Linked DNA regions of Homo sapiens: all the other regions are linked to region 1. Evidence: chromatin loops called from intact Hi-C (ENCODE). Cell type or tissue: PC-9. All regions are shown on one strand. Links, peaks and the distances in the headings refer to the core of each region. The heading gives the core; the rest is flanking DNA. Region 1 has its middle 15 kb from the start of LINC00456. Region 2 has its middle 57 kb from the start of LINC00456. Region 3 overlaps LOC124903197 (a long non-coding RNA gene).

Region 1 (7,382 bases), core at 873-5,872:
ACATATAAAATCAACCATGGGAGATGCCTATGAGATGCTCAGAGGAAGGCAACTCAATATGAGTCTGAGATTCAGAAGAAAGATCTGGCAAGAGTCTTATTTCTACTAATATCTTTCTAACTTGCTAAACATTTGTATACAGCATAGAAGTAGGAGCTCAGTACACAGCCATAGAATTAAATAAATAAAAACAACCACAAAACAAAGAATAAAAATCAGGCGAATGCTTAAGTAGTTAATAACCTTAACTGTTTAATTGGATCCCAACATAATCCAAATACCCAATAATATTATTCTCTAGAGAAACGTTACATTACTGAAAATAAAAATTAGAGGAATTAGAAATACTTCAAATAAAGTAGTAATGCATTCATAGATCAAAGAACACAAACAAATGTTCATGTGATTTTTATCAAGAGAATTAAATAAGAGAAAGAAAGCACCAAAAATGAGCAAAACTGGCTAGAGAAAAAATAGCTAATCAAAAACTGCTTGAACAAATGAAAAACCATCTCTAAGGCAAATGAAAAGAAAACTGGTTATAGCAGAGAACTTTGAGAGATTATCAATACTGTTCCAGGAAAATGAATAAACATTAAACTGAGTTTGACATGTTAATGGAATATACATAGAAACTCAATAACTAGGAACCAGAAATCATTTTTAACCAAAGATGTGTAATAGATAGTCTCACAAAAATATGAATCTATTGCAGAGATTAGGAAGTCATTCTTTTTTCTTCTGATTTAGTAAAAGTGTAGGGGGTATAAGGCAGAATAATCGTGCCTGCAAAGGACAATAATTTTTTAATAAAAATAGAAACACAATATCAAGACAATGTATCTACCTAAGAAATAAAGTGCATTTGTTACTTCAACTAGAGAAAAACAATGAGCTGAGTTTACAGATAGGAGAGTTAATATGGGAGGCATCTGACCTCCCAGTCAAGTAGCAGGCTGAATAATCAATGTCTTTTGAGGTTCTGTGACTCTGCTTTTTAATTTGCAGTATCACTGAAAGCAATTTCCTGGCATTCCAGAATCTAGCTCTAGGGGCAAAGTAATTGGTGACCCTTGGTCTATGTAAACAATCTGAATAACAAAGATCACAAAAGGGACATTAAAGGGACATTCAATTTAAATTGCATCTTTCTAGGCTGCTGGTCCTCAAAGAGGGATCTTCAGAACCATATGGTGGCAAAAGATACCTTGGAAATGAGGACAGTTAAGGAGAAAGTGTGTAAGGAATACCACAGTAATGAGAATTGTGGAAATGTTCTGGTTATTCTTTGTCTCTCCTTCACACCACCTTTCTGTGCCCAGAAATTGATCCCCTATGGACACCCAGGATTCATCACCCGGACACTCAGGAGGAAGACATTTTTCTTCCTCATTTTGAGCATCGTTTCTAGAAGCCACTATGACCTCCATAGCTATAGGTGTTGTCCTGGGCTCCCTCCTCCATGGCTCCAGTAACACTTCCCCTCTAGTCCCCTCCAGACCTAAAGGTGATAATGGCTTGCTGCTGTTGCTAATCTCTGGGTGCCTTAATACCGCCTGTAGGTTCACTTTACTATGCCTACACCTCTAAATAGCCGTCTGTTCCTCAAAATTTTCTGAACCATTTAAATTGAATTCTGCTTCTTTGAATGACAAAGGAGTGCTAAATAATTTTAAAATGGCAACAAAAAGGGGAAGGGCAGGAACTGTATAGCCTTAGAATCCCTAGAATACCTTCCAGGATACTTCAAATGTAGTGCAATCTTAATACTTCTCTGCAGAAATTGTTGGTGAATTATAGGCTGTATGCAAAGATGTGCATTTCCTATATCAGTTGGATCCATGAGTCTCTCAACAGTAATTTCTCAGCCTTTACGGTTTTCTACCTTGCCCACAGAGGATACCAGAGGGGCAGAGCTTCAACCTTGGAGGGCACAAAAGGGTAGATTAGATTATATTTCTTATTGTTTTATGGAATTGATATGAGACACGGCAAGGGTAAGATTAAGGTTGAAATTATTTGAAAACTAATGTTCCTTAGGCTAAAACGAATGCAGCACTTATACACACTTGTCTTGCTGGGACTATAGCAGTCCTTGGAGATTATTCTTCAGTTACCTTTTACTGATGTTGTCCAGTGTAGTACATGTATACAGCAACACTTGCTGTACCATTAGAGAAAAAAACAACATGCTGTAGAATATGAGGCTCTCGTAATTAAAATGGATCCTCACCATGTTACATGTCAATTGGCAATATTAAAAATGTCCAGAATTACCAAGAATCAACCATTAGTGAAAATGCACCTAAAACCTTTTAAAGTCACTTATCACATCTAATTATCTGATACCAGGTATTATAATTATGCTATTATGTATAATTTTAGTACCATGGCTTAGATCATGTTAATTCACCCTATATGCCATATTGAATTTCTAGCCTAAAATTATCAACATACTGATTGCAGCAAGACTAAAAATGAGCAGTCAAAGACAGTTATTCTAAGAGCCTTACAAACAAGCATATTTATTCATTTTTGAATTTATTAGACAATTTTTTTTCTGAGCACCAATTTTGTGCTATGTAAGGTACTAGATTCTGGTGATAACAGTGACAAATAATATGTCCTTGAGGCACACACAGTCTACAGGAGAGCAGGGTTGGGAGAGACAAATGTTCTAAATAGGGGGCCATGCCACAGTAGAGTGAATATGAGGAGCATGAAGGTATGAGTTGGCACCCTTGGGGTGGGCTGGGGGACAACTGAAATCACAAATGAGATGATGCCTGAGTTCTCGAGAACAAGGCACAGGCAGAAGATTCCAGGTAAAAAGTAGTGTCCTGAGACGACGATGTTCCATCGAGAGGTCGCCTCCAGATTGATATGGCTGCATTTGTGTTACCAGAAAGGGGTCCCAATCCAGACCCCAAGAGAGGGTTCTTGGATCTCACACAAGAAAGAATTCGAGGCGAGTTCATAGAATAAAGTGCGAGCAACTTTATTAGAGAAGCAAAGAAAAAAAAGAATGGCCACTCCATAGGCAGAGCAAACCTGAGGGCTGCTGATTGGCTATTTTTATGGTTACTTTTTGATGATATGCTAAACAAGGGGTAGATTATTGATGAGTTTTCTGGGAAAAGAGCAGGGATTTCCCAGAAATGAGAGTTCCTCTCCCTTTTAGACCACATAAGTTAACTTCCGGGCATTGCCATGGAATTTGTAAATGGTCATGGCGCTGGTGGGAGCATCTTTTAGCATGTTAATGCATTACAATTAGCATATAATAAGCAGTGAAGGCAACCAGAGGTCACTTTTGTCACCATCTTGAGTTTGTTGGGTTTTGGCCAGCTTCTTTACCACATCCTGTTTTATCAACAGGGTCTTTATGTCCTGTATCTTGTGATACCAGCCCTGCTGACCTATCTCATCCTGTAACTAAGAATGTCTAACCTCCCGGGAATGCAGCCCAGTCGGTCTCACCCTCATTTTACCCTGCCCTTATTCAAGACGAAGTTGCTATGGTCGGAATGCCTCTGACAGTTCCAGGATTATACAAAGAGATGTTTGTGTATGAGAAAAGGGGCTGAATGGGTGGGCAGGGGTCTTGTTTGCCAAAGGGTTTGACTTGTGCTATGTATTTTCTGGAGATCACTGACATTTTTAATAAGTTTAATTCATTTGGCCACTTAACAAGTATTTAAGGAGCCCACCTATGTACCAGGTACAGTGGTAGGCATTGAAGATATAAAGGTGAACCAAATGGAAAGGATCCCTCTCCTTGTGGAACTTATATTCTAAAAGGAATGCAATGGGGCAGACACTGAAAGTAAAACAATTTGATGAGTAAAGTAAGTACAATTTGTTATTAGTGCTATGATGGAATTATGATGCTGGCATTGAGAATTGTGCATGATGGGAAGACTTTGAGTGGTATGTTCAGAGAAGACCTCTTTAAGAAGGTATCATTGAAAGAAAGATCTGAAAGCTGAGAAATATCCATTCATACACAAAGTCGAGTGAAGAATGTTGTGGAAGGATGTTCCAAGTAACATTATGCCCTGAGATGGGAGAGGAGTTTGACCTGTTGCAGAAACTAAAAGACCAGGGAGGCTGGAGCATAGCGAGAGAGAAGAAAGTGACCCAAAATGATGTGGGAGGTGTGATCAGGAGTCTGCCCTTGGAAGGCTGTGAGGTTCATTGAAGATGCTCGAGAAAGACAGTTAAGGGCAGTAAGCAGTGTGATGACATGGCCTGACTCTGGCTACCCGCTTCTTGACGTCTCTCCTACCACCACTAAAGTCTCAGCCACTGTGGTTTCCTTTCCAGACAACTGCCACATGCTGATCTCTCCACTCCCACTCTTGCCTACCTGCAATCCATTCTCCACCTAGTAGCCAGAGTCACTTTACCTTGATTATCACGTTTAATCCCCACAAAATCCCAAAGGTAGAAACTATAGTTATCTACATTTTACTGATAAAATAATTGAGGTTCAAATATTTTGCTCATGTTTACCTAAGCCAAGATTTGCAAACTCAGTTCAGCTGCAGGATTTGTGCTCTTAACCCATACATTGTATAATACATCCTCCCCATTTGTCAACTTTAATCTCAGTGGAAGCCAAGTCCAGCCCAGTGTCTACCAAACATACTTTTCAGTGTTCTGCTTTTCCACTCTTGCCACATCTCGCCCTCAACTGTCGTAGGGCCCTTGGGCCCCATCAACTTGGCAGAACCAAAATCCAACTAAAAGAGGGTATCTTTGCCCCCAGGCTGGAATGTCTAGGATGGAAAGTGTTTCAGAGAATGCATTGGTCCGCTGGGGAGAGCGGAACTGCTGTTCCTTTCTCACCTGCTGGGTTTCTCTTTTCTTCACTTCTGACTTCCTCCTGACAACCTACATTAAGTCTGACCCTTTGCACCAGGCACCCAACTGCAGCCTTCTTTCAAAACAGCTCTTGTCCTCCATGTAACCACTGAGCTAAAAAAATGTCAGGGTTCTTTAGACTTGGGTGGGAAGTGGACAGCAGCTTGGACAAAGCTATCACATCAAAATAGCTGCCGGGTCTCTCTTGATTGAATTGTCTTGGGACTAAAGCCCAGAATTGTAAACTAACGTCTATTTTTCACCCGCTGGCTTCCTGGGTTTGTTTCAGCCTTCGGGTGAAACTATTGGATACTGGACATCCATACACACCTTGACTTCACTTCCTTTTTATCATAACTTACACCTTTAGAGGCATTGCAGCTGAGCTGCTTGTTTGAGAGTGAAAGCTAATACTATGTTTTTCGAACTGTGGCCACAGGTTCCTGGGCCCACCCTAAGTCAGAATCTCTACAGGTCAGGTCCTTGGCTAATTCTAATCTTTGGTGTCTAAAGGCTCTTTTCAGCCTTTTCTCAGGATCATGGGTTTCCTGATTGCCAAACCATGGACAGGAAATAGGGCAGCTCAGCTGGGCACCCACGAGGCTGTTCAGGTTCAATAATTCTTGGGCACCCTCTGTCTATATTGAGGAGTTCAATTTCCTCTGCTTTCCAACTGGTTTCACCCTTGGAGTATTAATTATTTTCTTAAGCTCTGGTGTTAGCCCAGCCTTCAATTCCAAATTCTTCACTCTCACTTCTGCCTCTGACTGTTTGCATTTGACACCTGCCAGGTGGACCAGGTCTGATCTTATCTCCTCTAGTGACAGACCAGTTCCAGCCCAGGGTCATATCTATTCTAATAGCGAAGATAACACAGAAACGTAGGGGTGGGGTCAGATCTGATCTAAATTAAATAGCTGGTACATTTTTGGGAAAGCGTGAACAATGAAGATTTTTTCCTCTCTTTTTTTCTGAATCCATATGCTTTAATATTCTTTCTGCTTCAGTATCTGAAGATGTTATTCTCTCATACGAGTTTCTTCCTTTTGAGGATTTGAATGTTAACCTCTAAAGGCCAACCAAGCTGCCACAGTAACAGGCCTGGGGTCAGGTTATTTCTGTGTTTTAGGGCATATAGCTAAAGACTCCCCATCTTACATAGCTACAGCAGAGAATAAAAGTTAGGAAATGCATCACAGTCATCCCTGACCTATAAACACCCAAATTATGACTGTCCTGTATAGAGGCATGTTCGATGCATGGGTGAAACATTTTCTTCTCTTTCTTTGAGAGGCCATGGCAGATGCAGGGTGTGGGATCCCTTCTGGCCATGTGCCAAGTACCCGGAGCAGCTGCAGAGGGCTCCCCCTTCCTAAGCTTCTTCTCATTGGCAGGGTGGCATCTCTCTGAGCTGTTCTGAAAACAGCTGATGTCTACTTGCAACATTTTGAGCTACCATTCATGAATACATTTGCCTATAGGTACAGTAAATAAATAATCATGCTAGTCCACAAAAATCCTTTTAATCCAAAACACAGCAGAGTTATTCTTCTTACATTTTGCCTGCACTTCCATCAAATAGGCATGGAGAGGCTGGCCTAACGTGGATAACATGTGTTTCTGTGTAGCTTGTGTTAATAACCTCACACAACTGCCGCAGGACTTTTCCTTAGTTCAGCTAAAGACGGGGTCCTTGTCCGTCCCACAGCCATGAAAATTCAAGCTGGCAGATGGTTTGAAGGGTGAGTAAAGCAGGGTTTTATTGGGTGAAAAGGAAAAAAGGGAAACAGGGACTCCTCAAGGCCAGAGTTCATCTAGTGTGCTTACTGCCTCGCAGCTTGAATCCCCAGCTCCACCCAGGAAGAGGAGGGGCCAGGCTCCTCCCCACTGCAAAGGGTTCGCACTTCTGTGGCTCCACCCCAGTGCACACCCTTCCCAGGGCGCAGTCTGGTTGGAATTTTTCCGGGGACCCCCTCCCACCTGGCTGCCTCACAACCAATTTGCAAGTGAACACAACTCTCATGGAAATTGAAAAAAAGTCTTTCTACATAGGGTGCTGGTGACAACTCTTTTTTTAAAATCAGACCTAATCATTCCACTGTTGTCTACACAATAGTATGACTTCATTACAGGCATGGATTTCCAAGTAAATGATTTTTTTTTTTAGTTTCATTTGACTTGTTTTTTAATGAACATGCTCATCTCTCATTAAAACTTTAAGTGTTATTATCTGGAATAAAAGCAACCAGAGCTATTTTAGCTAACAGATGATAGGTTTCAAGAGGAGATGAAATCAGTTCCTGATTTGTGAATGTTTGAAGCTGATGTATTCTAGTGCCTATAAATCCAACCTCAGGCTTCAAACTCTTTCAAGTTGGCCTCTGAAGAACAAAATTCAGAGGAGAGGATAACTGGTCACCATGACCGGAGTCATCCCTCACAGGAGTTAGCCCTTTATAACTCAGTGCTCCTCCATGGGCACTGCCTCCTTGACTATGCAAAAGACAGGTGGTTCC
Region 2 (7,382 bases), core at 1,504-6,503, 72 kb after region 1:
TCTAGGAGAAGCAAATCAGAATTTGATGGCCTTTTAATACAGAAAATACTGTCTTGAGGTTTGAGTATAGTACTTATGATTTCTATTTTAATGACAAGGAAACTGAGGCTGACAGTGACTAAATAATTCATCCCAGAAACAATAAATGAGTGGCATGACTAATATATAAACCCAGTTTGGCTCCCAACCTTGTGTTCTTCCCCCACATACACAATGACTCTTGGTTTCATTCTTACTGCCATGTAATAGAAATAGCAACCTCTCACTTGTAGGGCCCCTGTCTGCTTCGGCACAGGGAACTCCTTCACACCTGTCCATACTTCCACGAGGAAAGGGAGTGCTGTCCTCTTCTCCACGACCACAGCAGATCTTGTTGTACCCCAGGCCTGCCTCCTGCCTCCAGGGTGTGCAGTCTTCCAGATTTCTTGTTAGAACAGGAAGGCCTGGATGGAACCCCAAGCCCATAGGACCCGTGCTAATGTCCACACCCTCAGCGCCTGAGGCCAGAAATGGGCAAAGAGCCAGACCAGGTAGTGTGGCCAGCTGATCCCATTTGAACACAGGACCTTCAGTTAAAACTGGGAACAGAGGATGAGTTAGTCACTACACTTGCTTTTCCGCAGAGAGGCCAAGGCTGGTGTTGGAAGAGCAGAGACCCTCCTGCTGGGTGGAGCGCAGATGGGCAGGAGCCTCTGGTGTATGGCAGGGGCTCGCAGCCCTTCTTGCAAGTGTAGAGTTACATAATGACACGAAGATGGATATGATTCATCAGCCCCGCGAGGGGAGGAACACACACACACCTAAATATAATTTACAAGTGGCGCCTCTTGATGGTATTGCACAACCGAATTAGCTCCTTAAAAAAAAAAAAAAACACCCACTTTAAAGCACAACAGATGATCTGTACTTATGCTCCAAAGCATAAAAAGTTTGCTCTGGTGGCAGAAATGCCTGAGACAAACAGGACAGACAGAATTTGGATTTAGTTCTGAGAGAATTGTCCTTGTTACTGCAAAACACCCCATGTCCCAGACGACTTCCAAGATTAAAGTCCTGATCCGACTGTATGTATCATATGCCTGGCTTTTCACATGACCACTTACTTATTTGAGAGCTCACTAAGTACACCTAATTCCCTCCACCACAACGGGAAGATTGATAATGACTAACAGAAGACAGGGGGCGTGTCGGGTTTGTGAAAGCTTGCATCTGGACTGGTAGAAATCTCAGCTGTATTGCAGAATGATTGATTCCTCCAGGGAGAAGCAGGCTCATGGGGGAGGGGAGGATTGTAACAGCCAAGGGTACTGCAGTTTCAAACACCTAGAACTGAGAACTGGGGGTGGGGTGGGGGCTGGCTCTGGAAGCACCCCCGGAGTGCTGCCCTGCTGAGTTTATTTTGAAAGTCTGTTTTGAATTTGCAGCACTGCCTCTTTAGGAGGGTATTTTAAGATGCTCTGCCAACCCACAAGGCCTCCAAGTAGCTTTTGTTTCTGTACTCACACAGATGAGGAGCTAAACTAATTGAGAGAGTGACCCAAATTTGTGAGTATCACAGAGTATCACAATTGGCCTGAATTCCTGCAGCCTCTGCATGAGTCTATATTCATGTCCATTTGGAAGTCGCCCCTGGAACCCTTGCAAAAATGTCCTCACCCACATATAATCAGCAAACATATTATCAGTTCCCCCTCCTAAGTGGTGATGTCGCAAGGTCCCATGAAGAATTTCAAGGGCTAAACTCTTTCTGAGGCTTTTGTTCATATAAACACAGCTTAGCAAAACAATTACTGTTTTCTTTCTTTGTTCATTAACAGCACAGTGCAGCTTGTACTCAGATATCTTCCTTTAATCGAAATAATTTGGGTGTCCTGGTGTTGATCTACCCAAGGTTGTAAGAGAAGAAGATTCACCTTACAACCTTGAAATGTTTTCATTTTCACTCCTCCAAGCACAGTTTTCTAGGCAAGAGCACTTCAAACCATTGTCATAATTCACGGAAGAAAATAAAAGGGGAAAAGTCTCTTTGCTCCCCTGCCTAACCCCGTCCGTCCTCCGCCCCAACACACACGCAAGAAAAGGGAAGAGGCATCTAAGGTAAGGGACAGGAGTGCAGGTCCTACCGGGGGCCTGTCGGAGAAGGCTTGTTTCAGATGGGCATTTTCTATTTAGTTTATAGGTCTCTTTCTCCCTTTTCCTTATTCCCAGCTTCCAATCTCCCTCATGATTAATAGATACGCCAGAAAGCTTCTTATTCTCTCTTTGGGAATTATGCTTATAAAAAAGAGTAATTTGTGCAAAAAAGCAACTTGCTGAGAGAAGGTGGGCAGGCAGAGCTCAGGAGCTTGTAAGGAAAAGGTTCGATGAAGGCGTGTGGGTGGCCTGCCAAGCACCACATGCAGGAGTTGGTGGGGACAGAAGGAGTCATCTAGGCCTGGGCTATTGGGGGCACACTCACCTGCATTGCATCAGTGTCTGCCCAGAGTCTCATCTCCAGATCAACTCAATGGCTGGCCAAATCCCAAGTCAGTCTGATTTCTTTCTTTCTTTTTTTTTTTTTTTTTTTTGCTGGAGTCTCGCTCTGTTTCCCAGGCTGGAGTAGTACAGTGTTGTGATCTTGGCTCGTTGCAACCTCTGCCTCCTGGGTTCACGTGATTCTCGTGCCTCAGCCTCCCAAGTAGCTGGGATTAGAGGCACACACCACCACGCCCAGCTAATTTTTGTATTTTTAGCAGAGATGAGGTTTCACTATGTTGGCCAGCTGGTCTCAAACTCCTGACCTCTAGTGATCTGCCCGCCTCAGCCTCCCAAAGTGCTGGGACTATAGGCATGAGCCATCACACCTGGCCTGGTCTGATTTTTTTCTGAGGCATAATTGAAATTGGGGTTCAGGGATGGTGTGTTGGGGCAGCATTGCATTGAGACATTGCACTGGGGGCAGAGAGACTGAATCAAGCACTAAATAGAAACTTGGAGAGAAAAGTGGGAAGAAAAAGGAAGAAGAATATTGAATTTCCTTGAGCCTTGCTGGTCTACTGGCCAGGAGCATTGACATCTGCTGGAAACTCATTAGAAATGCATAACCTCAGGCCTCAACCCAGACCTACTAAAAAGGAACCTGCATCTTGACAAAATTCCTATGCACGAGAGAATATGAGAAGTGCTGACCTGGGTTATCACCTGGGAGCTTTGAAAAACGACCTCCACCTATTTCCCATCCTCAGGGCCTCCCGGTCAACTGGTCTGAGGCAGGGCACAGGCCTGAGTACTTTTTAGAAGCTCCTCAGATGACCTTAATGAACATCCATGGTTGAGAACCAGTAGAGTGCAATACAGCAGTGGTTCTTGAAATGTGGTCTTTAGGCCAGCAGCATCACCTTCACCTGAGGACCTGTTAGAAATGCAGATTATTGGGCCCCATCTAGACCTACTGAATCAGAAACTCTAGAATTGGGGGCCAGCAATCAGTATTTTAACAAACTCTCCAGATACTGGTCCAGCTTTGAGAACAACTGTTATAGAAGTATCCAAAGCAGAAATAAGAGCTATAAATGCATTCAATTCTACTACTCAAAAACCTCTGGAAAATATCCATCACCTGTGATATGAAGTCCAGACTTTTCAAATGACATTCCAGGCTCTCCATGAATTAATCCAGCATGCTTTTCAAAACATATCTCCATACTTTCCTTGAACACATGCTTTTAAAATGAGTGGATCGGATACTAGAGTCCCTTCCAGCTATAAAATTTAGTGATTCTGTGCTTCCAAAGCTATACCTTAGGCTAAATTCACTATTTCCCTGAATATGACAATATATTAATAGATGCTTACCTTGTTTGTCTACACAGGTGTCTCTCTCTTTCCATCTTCCCAGGTCAGGTGCTGCTCATTCTTCAAGGTTAGGTAGAAATGCTACCTCATCTACTAATTGGTTTCCCCAGCCAGAATGAACCTCTCTCTCTCCATATTTTTCATATCACTTGCTCATCGCATTCACTTCATTGTTTTCTATTAGTCATCTGCTTGATGCTTTGGCTCTCAGCCATATTTACTGTTTCTTGAAACAGAACAGTGTTTTATTCTTTCTTCTTTAACCACTCCCTGCCTTTGGGTGTCTAGCACAACCCTCTGCACACAGAAAGTGGCATATAAATATTGATTGCATTGAAACGAATGGGCTCTCAAGACAATTGAGACTCTATGATGAATCATGACTGGTTTTTCAAATACAGTAAGCAAGCAGAGAATGCTAAACCAGCCAACAAGAGCACAAATATCATGAGTCTAATGAAGGTGACTCTGTTCCCGTGATTTGGTTTCAAAATAAGTCTAAGTCGCATACTCAACTGAAATCCAGAAAAAGGAATGATATCAAATTTTATACTGGCTGGTCCACATGAGTCACTGAATAATTATTTTGTTAGATAAATTTTTAGATGGATATTGATAGAAAAATTTCAAGACAAAAGATCTTGAGAACTAAAGAGTCTTTATTTTTTTCACCAGTGTGTACTAAATATAACCTTTCTTGAAATTTAATATGGATTAACACTCCCAGACACATTACAAATTTTATCTCTTTATCTTCACAACCCTAAGAGAGAGGTATTTTTGTTCTCCTTTTCCCTGGATAATCTTGGGCTCCAAGAGGTTAAATAAATTCCTCAAGGGCTTCTGGCCAGATAAGAGGCAGGATAAGGAGCCACACTCTGATCATGCCAAGTCCAGACAGAACCTTTACTCTCTACTATAAGAGAGTAAAGAGCAAGATGCCTGGTATTTCAAAGATTTCTAAATACCTATTCATCCTATGTGACTAAGTAGACTGTGTGTTTATTTCTCCTTTTTGTGTTTATGTTGTTAACTATATGCTTCTAGATAGTAAGGCAACAAGCCTTATGAGAATGGTTACTGATGTGCCTTTTTGTTTGTTTGTTTGTTTGTTTTGAGACAGAGTCTCGTTCTCTCACCCAGGCTGGAGTGCAGTGCGGTGATCATGGCTCACTGCAGCCTCGAACTCCTGGGCTCAAGAAATCCTCTCTCCTTGGCCTCTCAAAAGTGCTAGAATTACAGGCATGAGCCACTGTGCCTGGCTACTGATGTGCCTTTTCCTGAAGAGATTAAAGTGGAGAGGAGGAAAGAGAATAAGAATGTGGAAGGAAGAAACGAAGTCCATCTTCTAGGTAGAGTGGGATAGATCTGAAATGCGTCTGATGTTTCTTTAAGAATACTACATGAGGAAGATTTAAATTTGTATCTGGTAACATACAGCACAAACATAGGCAACACAACCTACCAAAGCATGTCAAGGGCAAAAGGCAGTGGCTTCCAGTAGTCAGTTGCAGGCACTGTCACCAATGTGCTGAAGAAGTCTACAAATTGAATGATTTTGTCCTTTTACCTTCCTTTATCAACAGCACCGCCAAACTCTGTTCCTCAAAGTGCTGTCTCATTTCCTCCAGCTCTAGAATCTTTATGTTTTTGGAACATCTCCCTATAGAAGGAATCATCTCCCTTCTTGTTTCATAGTTTTTTACATTTAAAAATGACCTCTTGCCCCACACGCCCACTTCTCAATCTTCCACCTTTATTCAGGACTGCCAATTTCTCACTGGGTGATAGAGTCATTTTACACTAAGGAGTGAATGACTAATAAACATTTCCAACCAGAGGAATGCACCTGAAAAAAGATATATATAAGACAATAAGAAAGAAATGATGATTAAGTGAGTTTTCAAGTAGTTAACATGTAGAATTATTTCTAGGTGGGGTCCAGGAATGGGTATATGTTTATTGCAGGGTGGACTGGGATTCTGATTCTCTCTGGTTGGTCTGAGAACAAAATTCAATATGGAAATTGAACTCAGAGAGGCTCTGATCCAAGTCAAGCACAATATAAGAACAAAGAGGCTGGAAAGAGAATCAGGAATGTTTAGGTCTAACCTGGAAAGAAGAGCTTAGTGCCACAAAGCAGAGACCAAATGGAGCAATGGAGGCAATAATGCCACCAATGGAAGTTGCCATGGAAACCCTCATCAGCAAGCAGGCAATTGGATTTTGGAAACTGACCGAAGCAAGACTTGATGGCAAGAGAGAGAAGAAAAGGATGAAGCCCTAAAATGAAGTCAGACATTGAAGACGAATGGAGTGACCCCATTGCCCTTGTGCCAAGGAAAGTGCACATCACTGGTACATGACTAAACATGACAGATCTGAACAGCCAATCTCTCCAGCCAGGAGGTCCATGAGCAAATGTGTGAGAATCTGCCTTTTGGTGGCATTACAGAGCTCATGATTCATCCTGCAGAACCATGTGATAGGTGGGTGGAATCTCTTTTAAAATATTTCCAAGAAGAATAGGTAGCATGTCCATACCTAATTTTTAGCAGAAATTATTTCTCCACTGAAATATTAAGAGCAGAGGCAGGTAAAATGATTACTGCCATGATTTTTCCCACTCAGTATCCCCTTCTGAATGTGGATATGAGGATTGTGCCAGCATACCAAAGATTGATTTCTCTGTTTTCTGGCTGAAACTGATCCTGAAATTATATGATTATATGGACTTACAACATTGGCACTCGTAATGCACATGGATTGGTTTTCCATAAATTATCACTTGAAGAAAAGTCTGTGGTACTAAATGTACACATGTGGTTACAAAAATTTTCCAGAGAGGAAAAGCCGAGAGAATGCCAGAGAAAAGAAAGAACTCTTTCAGCATCACACAGGAACTACAGAGGGCTGATTCAAAAGTGGAGTATACACATATCACTGATCCCTGAAATATGGAATGAGAGATTCCTCAGGACAATGAATACGCTCTTGGAAATAGTGTATATTAGAAAAAAGTAAAACAAGTTACCATGATGTAATATTGTATGTAGCAAGAAAAGAGCAGGTGCCATCAGGAATTTGAAGATCTGCCATGAGTGTTTCTGACCAGAGTAATGCTTCTATGTTCAATAATATAATATATATGCATTATGATCCTAGTAACTTCCTTTTGTAATTATAAGTTATATCCCAACTTGAGGCTGGCTACAAGAAGGACTTGAAGTGAAATGACAGGATAGAAAAATGCTATGCTTTTAAGGAATTGCTATGTTATTAGCTTAATGCTATAACCTTGACAGGCCCAACTGAGGAGTGTGCTGGGACTTCAAGTCCAGACTAGAATAGAAGAAAAGAGACTAGAACAAAAGAGGGATGAGGCATGACCAGGTCACAACAGCAAAGTTGGCGTATGATTTGTCACCTGGAGAGAGGGGGCGAGGATTTAATGGTTAATCACATTGACTGGAACCAAAAAGGAGATTATAGCCAAAGAATGAGTAAAGAACTAGAGCAGATGTTTCCAGGCAGTAGTAAATATTGAA
Region 3 (7,382 bases), core at 1,201-6,200, 53 kb after region 1:
TCTATCTGCTCCTTCAGGATCAGTCAGGCCTGGTCAGGTTACAGTGCAATAACACACATCTCCCAAATCTCAGATGCTTAAAGCAACAAAGTTAATTTTACAGTCCTTCCACAGGCCCGTCACAGGTTGCTCATTGGAGTTGTTCAGGGACCCAGGCTGATGAAGCAGCCATTTTCTCAAATGTTGGAGAGAGAGCATGTAGGGAAGCCTGCGTTCTTTCCTGAAGCTTCTACCTAGATATGAAATATGCATCACTTCCCACATATTTTATTGCTAAAGCAAATTACACAGACAAAATTTAAATTGGTGGGGGAAGCACAATGCTACCATGTGCCTGTAAGTTTAGAGGGTTCAAATATTTGAAATTCGCCTAATGAGTACCACTGTCATTATGTAACCTTCACAGCTCTATGTCAGGGTCCTTCCGAATACTTTGCTTCTAATGTTCTTTCCCTCTAGCCCTGCACCTTGACCTCCTTATTTGTTCCTATTTGAGATCTTCCTTATTTCCTCCTCATCCTCCGCCGTCATGTGGTGGCTGCACCAAGAGTAATTATAAGAAGTATCACTAGGCTGGGCGGGGTGGCTCATGCCTGTAATCCCAGCACTTTGGGAGGCTGAGGTGGGCGGATTACCTGAGGTCAGGGTTTTGAGACCAGCCTGACCAACCAACATGGAGAAACCCCATCTCTACTAAAAATGCAAAATTAGCCAGGCGTGGTGGCACATGCCTGTAATCCCAGCTACTCAGGAGGCTGAGGCAGGAGAATTGCTTGAACCCGGGAGGCAGAGGTTGCAGTAAGCTGAGATTACACAATTGCACTCCAGCCTAGGAAACAAGCACGAAACTCTGTCTCAAAAAAAAAAAAAAAAAAAAAAAGAAGTATCATGTCTAGAGGCAGGGAGAGGAGCTTCATGGTTTTTAATGCACAATTTCTGGGATAACATGGTTATAGTCCTCTAAGCAGAAGAGAAGGCAGTATCAGGATCCTACGGGTATCTGGCCCTAGCTCAGACCCCTCCTTCATGGAGGTGCGATCCTAGCAGACTCTGCTCATTCCCAGCTGTTGCTGCTAAGGCGAGGTTTCTGAAGGCTCAGACAGAGCAGCCGCTCCCTTTTCCCACTCCACGTGGCACCACATCAATAATCATTTAAACACAGCCGGGCGTGGTGGCTCATGCCCGTAATCCTAGTGCTTTGGGAGGCCGAGGAAGGCAGATTACTTGAGGTCAGGAGTTCGAGACTGGCCTGGTCAATGTGGTGAAACCCTGTCTCTACTAAAAATACAAAAATTAGCCAGGCATGGTGGCGGGAGCCTGTAATCCCAGCTACTCGGGAGGCTGAGGCAGGAGAATCACTTGAACCCAGGAGGCAGAGATTGCAGTGAGAGGAGATCATGCCACTGCACTCCAGCCTGGGTGACAGAGCAAGACTCTGTCTCAAAAAAATCAAAACAAACCAAAAAACTCATTTAAACACTCTTCCTCCATAGCCATCATTGAACTATCGAAAAATAAGTCAGGGTAAAACCATTCCCATTATACTTTATACATATAGAGAAATTAAATGAAGCAAAAATAAAAGAGAGTTTACTCAGTATCAATCATAGTTAGAATGAATCCTAGGAAGTAACTGCATTGTAAAATTATACGGAAATCCGTAAGTTAAAGTTAAATCTTAGCTGTCAACAAAACATCATCTGTGAATTAAAGAAAGGTGAGTACATTTACTTGAGTACAAACATTATTCATTTCATCTGTACCAGGGACTAGTAAACCAGAAGCCAGCAAACCTATCATACCTGCCTCCTGTTCTCCACCTTGCTGAAGAGTCACATGCAGTTTTGCATGTTAGACTCCCCTCCTGGATAGATTTCAACGGCACAGGGGTTTGGGGAATTTAGGAAGTGTTGATGGCAGGAAGGTCCTTCAAAGAATTCTAACATGTTACCAAGAGTGCTGAGACCCAAATCAGCTAATGGCTATGTGGTATGATCAAATACAAGTTGGCCTAATATTGGGAGTGGTTACAGATAAATAGCTGCTTATATGAGATGACAAAGGACATAGGGAAGGTTTTCAAATGCTTCCCTCAGTGTTGACTATGTTGACAAAACTTTACAACTAGAGAATTCTTCCTTTAGGATTTTTTATTTTTATTTTTTAGTTTTCAAGAAGAACCAGTAAAAAAGAAAATATAGCAGGGAGCCACAACACTCATTTTTAAGCTATTATAAACCAACACCATATTACAGAGGTAACTGACATGATAAATCTGGGCTAGGTAGCTAGGTAGGAAGTGAAGAGTTCATGGTCCTAAGAGGATCTGATCCGGTGCTTCTTGGGAAATGGGAAAGACTGAAGACAAGACCTGCTACCTTCTCATTTTTTTGTTTTTTTCTAAAGAACAGCTCTGATTTTTCTCAAGGCAAACTAAAAAAAAGTCTAAGATAAAAAAGCAAAACCCATCTTCCCAAAGTTGCATGTTAGTTGCATTCCCTGAGCCCCTAGCTATATCTGAGATTTCCCTTTAGGGAAATTCCACAGGTTACAATTCCTTGGGTAGGGTCCCTTTAAGTTGTTGGTTAGAGACGTGGGACAGGAAGCGGAAGCGGAGGTCAGGCTGAGAGGAGATACCTAGGAAAGCCGGGGCACAGAGCAAAGCAGCCGTGGAGGCGTGCATGACCAATGCAGAGCCAGCCATAGACTCTTCCAAGCCTCCTTCGAGGAGGCCAGTGTGGGGAGGTGGAATATGTAGGGATGAACACCCACACTATGTGTGGAGGTATGTTTCACTTTAGGTTTTGATGAACTAAGACCTAAGAACTATCGAGTTTTCACAGTAGTTCCAAACACTTTCAAATACATAACCTAGTGGAGATTGTTTAGACAAGGTCCTTGCCTTCAGCATTTGATGATTCTATTTATAATTGAGAAATCAGAGGTGAATCTATCGTCTCAATAATTATGACAGGCGAAGTTCCATTCTTTCTAGGAAATCAAGCACTCCTGGTTAATGAGTTTTTAGAATGCAGAATTAATACCTTATCTTTTCTAAACTTTCATATTAAATCAACAACTTTCTACTGTTTTATATACAGCTAAGAATAAATAAGCACAGTTATAATAAGCATCAATTCTCATTAAATGAGAAAGCTTTAATTTAATTGATAGAGAAACCCTCTGAGTTTTTACCCCATTAGTTTTTCCCTTTTCCCTCTCTATCAATTTCTATCGGTTGCTAGTCAATTTTTTTTCTTTTTTGTTTTGCAAATTAACCTTCTCTCTGGTTCAGTTCCTTAGGTAAAAAATACTAGCAGTGCCTTACTTTAGGGAACTGAATATTCTGAGCTATAGCCAAGGAGAAAAGGTGATCACACGGTGGCCTTCCTCTACCTGGGTGAATGTTCCAAGGCTCCTCAGACACAGCTCTCCATTCTCTGCGCAGCCTCTGCCTTCCATCTGCCTCTGAACAAACAAACAGCTACAGGCAAAGTAGTAGCTCGCAACTCCAGTTTTGCATGGGAGTGACTCATGTCACAGAGAATGTGAGTCATTCTCTGCTCCAGGGGAGTTTACACTCAGGCTTAGCACAATCGTCCTTTTCCCTAGCCCTCCTCCCTTCCCTGCAAGCTTTGAGGACTTTGAACTCCATAAAACGATCCTATAGAATAAAAGAGAGTAGTGACAGGGTGTGTGTGTGCAAACTGTAGTGTGCACAGAGGCACCAAAGAAGTTGTAGACCTAACTCATCTGCAATTAAAGACTGCAGAAAAAATATGTGAGCTACTTTTAAATGAAGAATATTCAGCATAAAGAACAATTGGAAAAATTCAAACATGTATTATCTCCTCTCAATAAATACTATTTCCTCAAAAGAGCTGGCACAGTTGGCTGGGAGCGGGGAGCATTTTCCTACTCTTATGAAGATGGTTTATATTTGATTTGCATTTCAGATTTTTTTTTGTAAATTACTGAACATACATCATGTAGTCAGACCCATCTTAAGAAATGCCATCCTTCCTGCCATCCTAGGCACGCTCTCATGAGACTCCCTGCAGTGAGAGCTTGTGTCTAAATGTCAGATGTAGGACAGATATAAAGGACAACTTTGATCACAATTCTGGGCCAAAATGATTACCTTTTGGGTTCTTCTCCTATAATCATCTTTTTTCAGAGAGCTTGTGGCTTATTCGTTTGCTCAAAATAAAGCACATTATTTTTCATAAGAGAAAAAGAAACTGAGCTTATGTGATCTAAAAGTGTTAAAGTATAGCCAATATGTATTATTAGAAGCAAATATGTTCTTTTTATAAAAGACAATGCAAAAGCCTTTCTAGACATTATTTTTGTCAGAATCTGCCAAAGAAAGAGAGAGAGATGGGCACAAGGAGTATTTCTCAGACGCCAAATCAAAGAGAAAAATCTTAGGAGAGATAAACATTATGTCATGTTTCTGAAACTTCCTGATTATACTTAAAGTAGACCATCTGTCCCCAGTGACGGAACTCACTGGATGAGACCTTGAGGAATGTAACTCTTTGTAAAATTTCTGAAACATTGAATTTGCTCCCCAGTAGTCCAACTTTGTAGCAAATCTGTTACCCAGATGTAAATTTAGAAGCATCCGAGTTCTTGGCTCCCTAAAGGAAGAATTTCAATTTAGAAGAGGCATTATAGACTCTAACAAGAGAAGAATGGCTCAAAACCTAAATTACCCCAAACAAACCGGGATGCAACATAAGGGAAGTAAGTGGAGAATTCAGCATTAGGGAAAGGTGAATATGAGCTGCTCTTACCACTGAGAGAAAAATACTGTTACTGCAAACAAAAATGAAACTCACAAATATGATCCAAATGTTAAATGTATGCTCTGGTTTTGAAGAACAAATTCATTCCTCACTAAGCATTTTCCTAAGCGTCATTCAGTACATGCACAAACTCAAACTTGACATGACATCTACCAAAGGCGTGTGTGTGTGTCTGTGTGTGTATCTGCCTGTATATCACCAGTCTTCTACAAAGAGGCAGATGGTACTAGGGAAAAAAAGCTGACAGAGAACCGCAATATAAATCGTGATACAATTCTTAAGTTGAGTAAAAATGGGACAGGAGAATCGTACAAAAATTCAGCAAGAAAAGCTTGAAGGAAAAAAAAAAAAAACCGTGGAGGAAATGGTGGAAAGCATCAGGAAGTGGAGCAAGCTTGGAAAAGTGAAGTGGGAGAAATGCTGAGTGACAGATGCCATGGACCTGTAAGGGAGGCAAGAGGATGGGTCCAGCCTATGGAAGAAAGCAGAAGAAGGGAACAGCCACTTGTGAAATCCCAAGAGGTAAGAGAGATAGAGGAAGTGATGGCTGAAGGTCAGGAATGTGGCATCCTCCCTGCCCACCACAGCTGCTGCCTCTCCCTGCTGTGATGGGGCTGAATGTTGGTAGTGAAATGGATTGATCAGCCTCCCAAACGTGCCTCATGGAGGCCTCTGGCTGTGGGGATCTTTGGAGTCTCAGGCAATATTCCCTCCATGTGCGTCTGAAGCTGGGCCATGACACACAAGGAGATTCTGTCCGCTCCTTGCACAGAAGCCCTCTGAGTGCACTTGGACATGGTGGTTTGAAAATCAAAAAGACTCCCCAAAATGAATCTGACATGTTCACAATGTCCCTAATAACCATTGTACTCATGGCAATTATCCCCTAAAGAGGTTTTATAAATCACTACATTGCTTTCACACTGCCAAACCAAGGTTGTAATTTTCCATTTCATTAGATTTATCATAGTTATGATAGTTTCATATAATGAACACCATATACCCATCACCTAGAATTTTAAAGTGTTAGCATTTTGCTGGATATACTTTAATTTTTTAATGTAGTATTTAAAGTAAATTCAAGATACTACATTTTACTTCTGAAGACTTTAGTAGCATCTCTATAAACTAATCTTGTTCTATATAATCACAATACCCATAGGGCACCTAACACAATTAATAAGACCTGCATATCATATCATCCCTGTTCTCTATTCAAATTTCCCCAGTTGTTGCCCCAGTGAGTTTTATGACTCATTTATTCAAAGCAGAAGCCAATCAGTGTTCACAAATTGCATTTACTCATTATATTTCTTTATTCTCTTTTAACCTCGATCAGCCCATCCACACCTCCTTCCCTGCATGTTTCTTTTCATGTTCTTGACCAGGAGGAGAGACTAGCAGGGGTCTTGGGGAATGCTCTACCTTCTGGATTTGTCTGATTATTGCTCATTGAGTCATTTATCTTGGTTCTCTAACCCCTATATTTTCTATAAACCGGAAGTTAGATAAAATTTATTGTATACATTTGGCAAAATGACTGCACAGATGCTGCTGCATACTTCGTAGCAAATTGCATCAGGATCCACAGGTGGTCCTATTTTTCGTGATGCTGAAAGTGATCGCTGGGATAAGGTGATGGTAACCTGATCAACATAGCTAGCATAATCCTACCTCTTAATGCTCAAACTTGCCAAATAAACTGCCCACTGGCAAAGTTTTCTGTGCTTATAGCAGTCACAAAGCCCAGGCCAAAGTCTCCCTTGGCTCCTTTGTCCCATGCCCCACCACTCTCCCCTTTCTTGGACCCTTCCCATTGGGCTAGACCAAGAGACCATTATTCTGTTTCTTGTGCTCGTGGAATGATTGGCAGCAATAAGGGCTAGCATAAGTATCCAGTGAAGTCGAGTAGAACTCCAGCACCTAGTGTGCCAAAACAGTAGGTATATTTAATGAACTAATTAATATGGGCTAATCTAGTTTGATGGGAGAGTGGAGGGTGCTATGGACTGAATGTTTGTGTCTTCCACCAAATTCCCATGTTGAGGCTGGGCACGGTGGTTCATGCCTGTAATCCCAGCACTTTGGGAGGCCAAGGCAAGCCAATCACTTAAGGTCAGGAGTTCAAGACCAGCCTGGCCAACATGGTGAAATCCTGTGTCTACTAAAAATACAAAAATTAGCCAGGCGTGGTGGTGCACACCTGTAATACCAGTTACTCAGGAGGCTGAGGCATGAGAAATGCTTGAACCTGGGAGGCAAAGGTTGCAGTGAGCTGAGATTGCACCACTGCACTCCAGCCTGGGTGACAGAATGAGAATCTGTCTCAAAAATAAAAAATAAAAAATTTCCATGTTGAAACCTAACCTCCAACATGACGGTATTTGGAGGAGGGGCCTTTGGAAGGTGATTAGGTCATGGAGGTAGGATTAATGCCTTGATAAGAGGTCCCAGAGACTTTCCTGGCCTCTTCCCATATATGAGGACACAGAGAAAGGATAGCTATTTAGGAACCAGGAAGTGGGCCCTCACCAGACACCAAATCTGCCGATGCCTTGATCTTCAACATCC

Evidence for each region. Hi-C counts contacts between places; a loop is a spot of excess contacts. Peaks named below come from ENCODE experiments on the same cell type or tissue, not always from the same donor. Only the 100,000 strongest peaks of a DNase experiment are listed, where the experiment ranks them.
Region 2: a loop joins it to region 1, with 4 times the contacts of the local background. A loop is called at or near these places in 9 of 110 quality-filtered maps.
Region 3: a loop joins it to region 1, with 6 times the contacts of the local background. A loop is called at or near these places in 4 of 110 quality-filtered maps.

What each region holds. Positions count from the first base shown.
Region 1 is chr13:97,190,657-97,198,038 of GRCh38, reverse strand. It overlaps a transcript of MBNL2 not described here. Among named protein-coding and RNA genes, the nearest start is that of LINC00456, 15 kb to the right of the region's middle. In PC-9, for the core only: no CTCF peak of the experiment used is centred there; DNase peaks (open chromatin) are centred at 1,042, 3,368 and 5,608; H3K4me3 peaks cover 818 bases; H3K27ac peaks cover 4,262 bases.
Region 2 is chr13:97,119,429-97,126,810 of GRCh38, reverse strand. No RefSeq gene overlaps it. Among named protein-coding and RNA genes, the nearest start is that of LINC00456, 57 kb to the left of the region's middle. In PC-9, for the core only: no CTCF peak of the experiment used is centred there; DNase peaks (open chromatin) are centred at 4,110, 4,730 and 5,650; H3K4me3 peaks cover 1,521 bases; H3K27ac peaks cover 3,496 bases.
Region 3 is chr13:97,137,922-97,145,303 of GRCh38, reverse strand. LOC124903197 (a long non-coding RNA gene) reads left to right here. Exons shown (of 3, transcript XR_007063844.1): 1 at 1-2,785; 2 at 3,296-5,333. It also overlaps a transcript of MBNL2 not described here. Among named protein-coding and RNA genes, the nearest start is that of LINC00456, 38 kb to the left of the region's middle. In PC-9, for the core only: no CTCF peak of the experiment used is centred there; DNase peaks (open chromatin) are centred at 2,613 and 3,523; H3K4me3 peaks cover 2,548 bases; H3K27ac peaks cover 3,112 bases.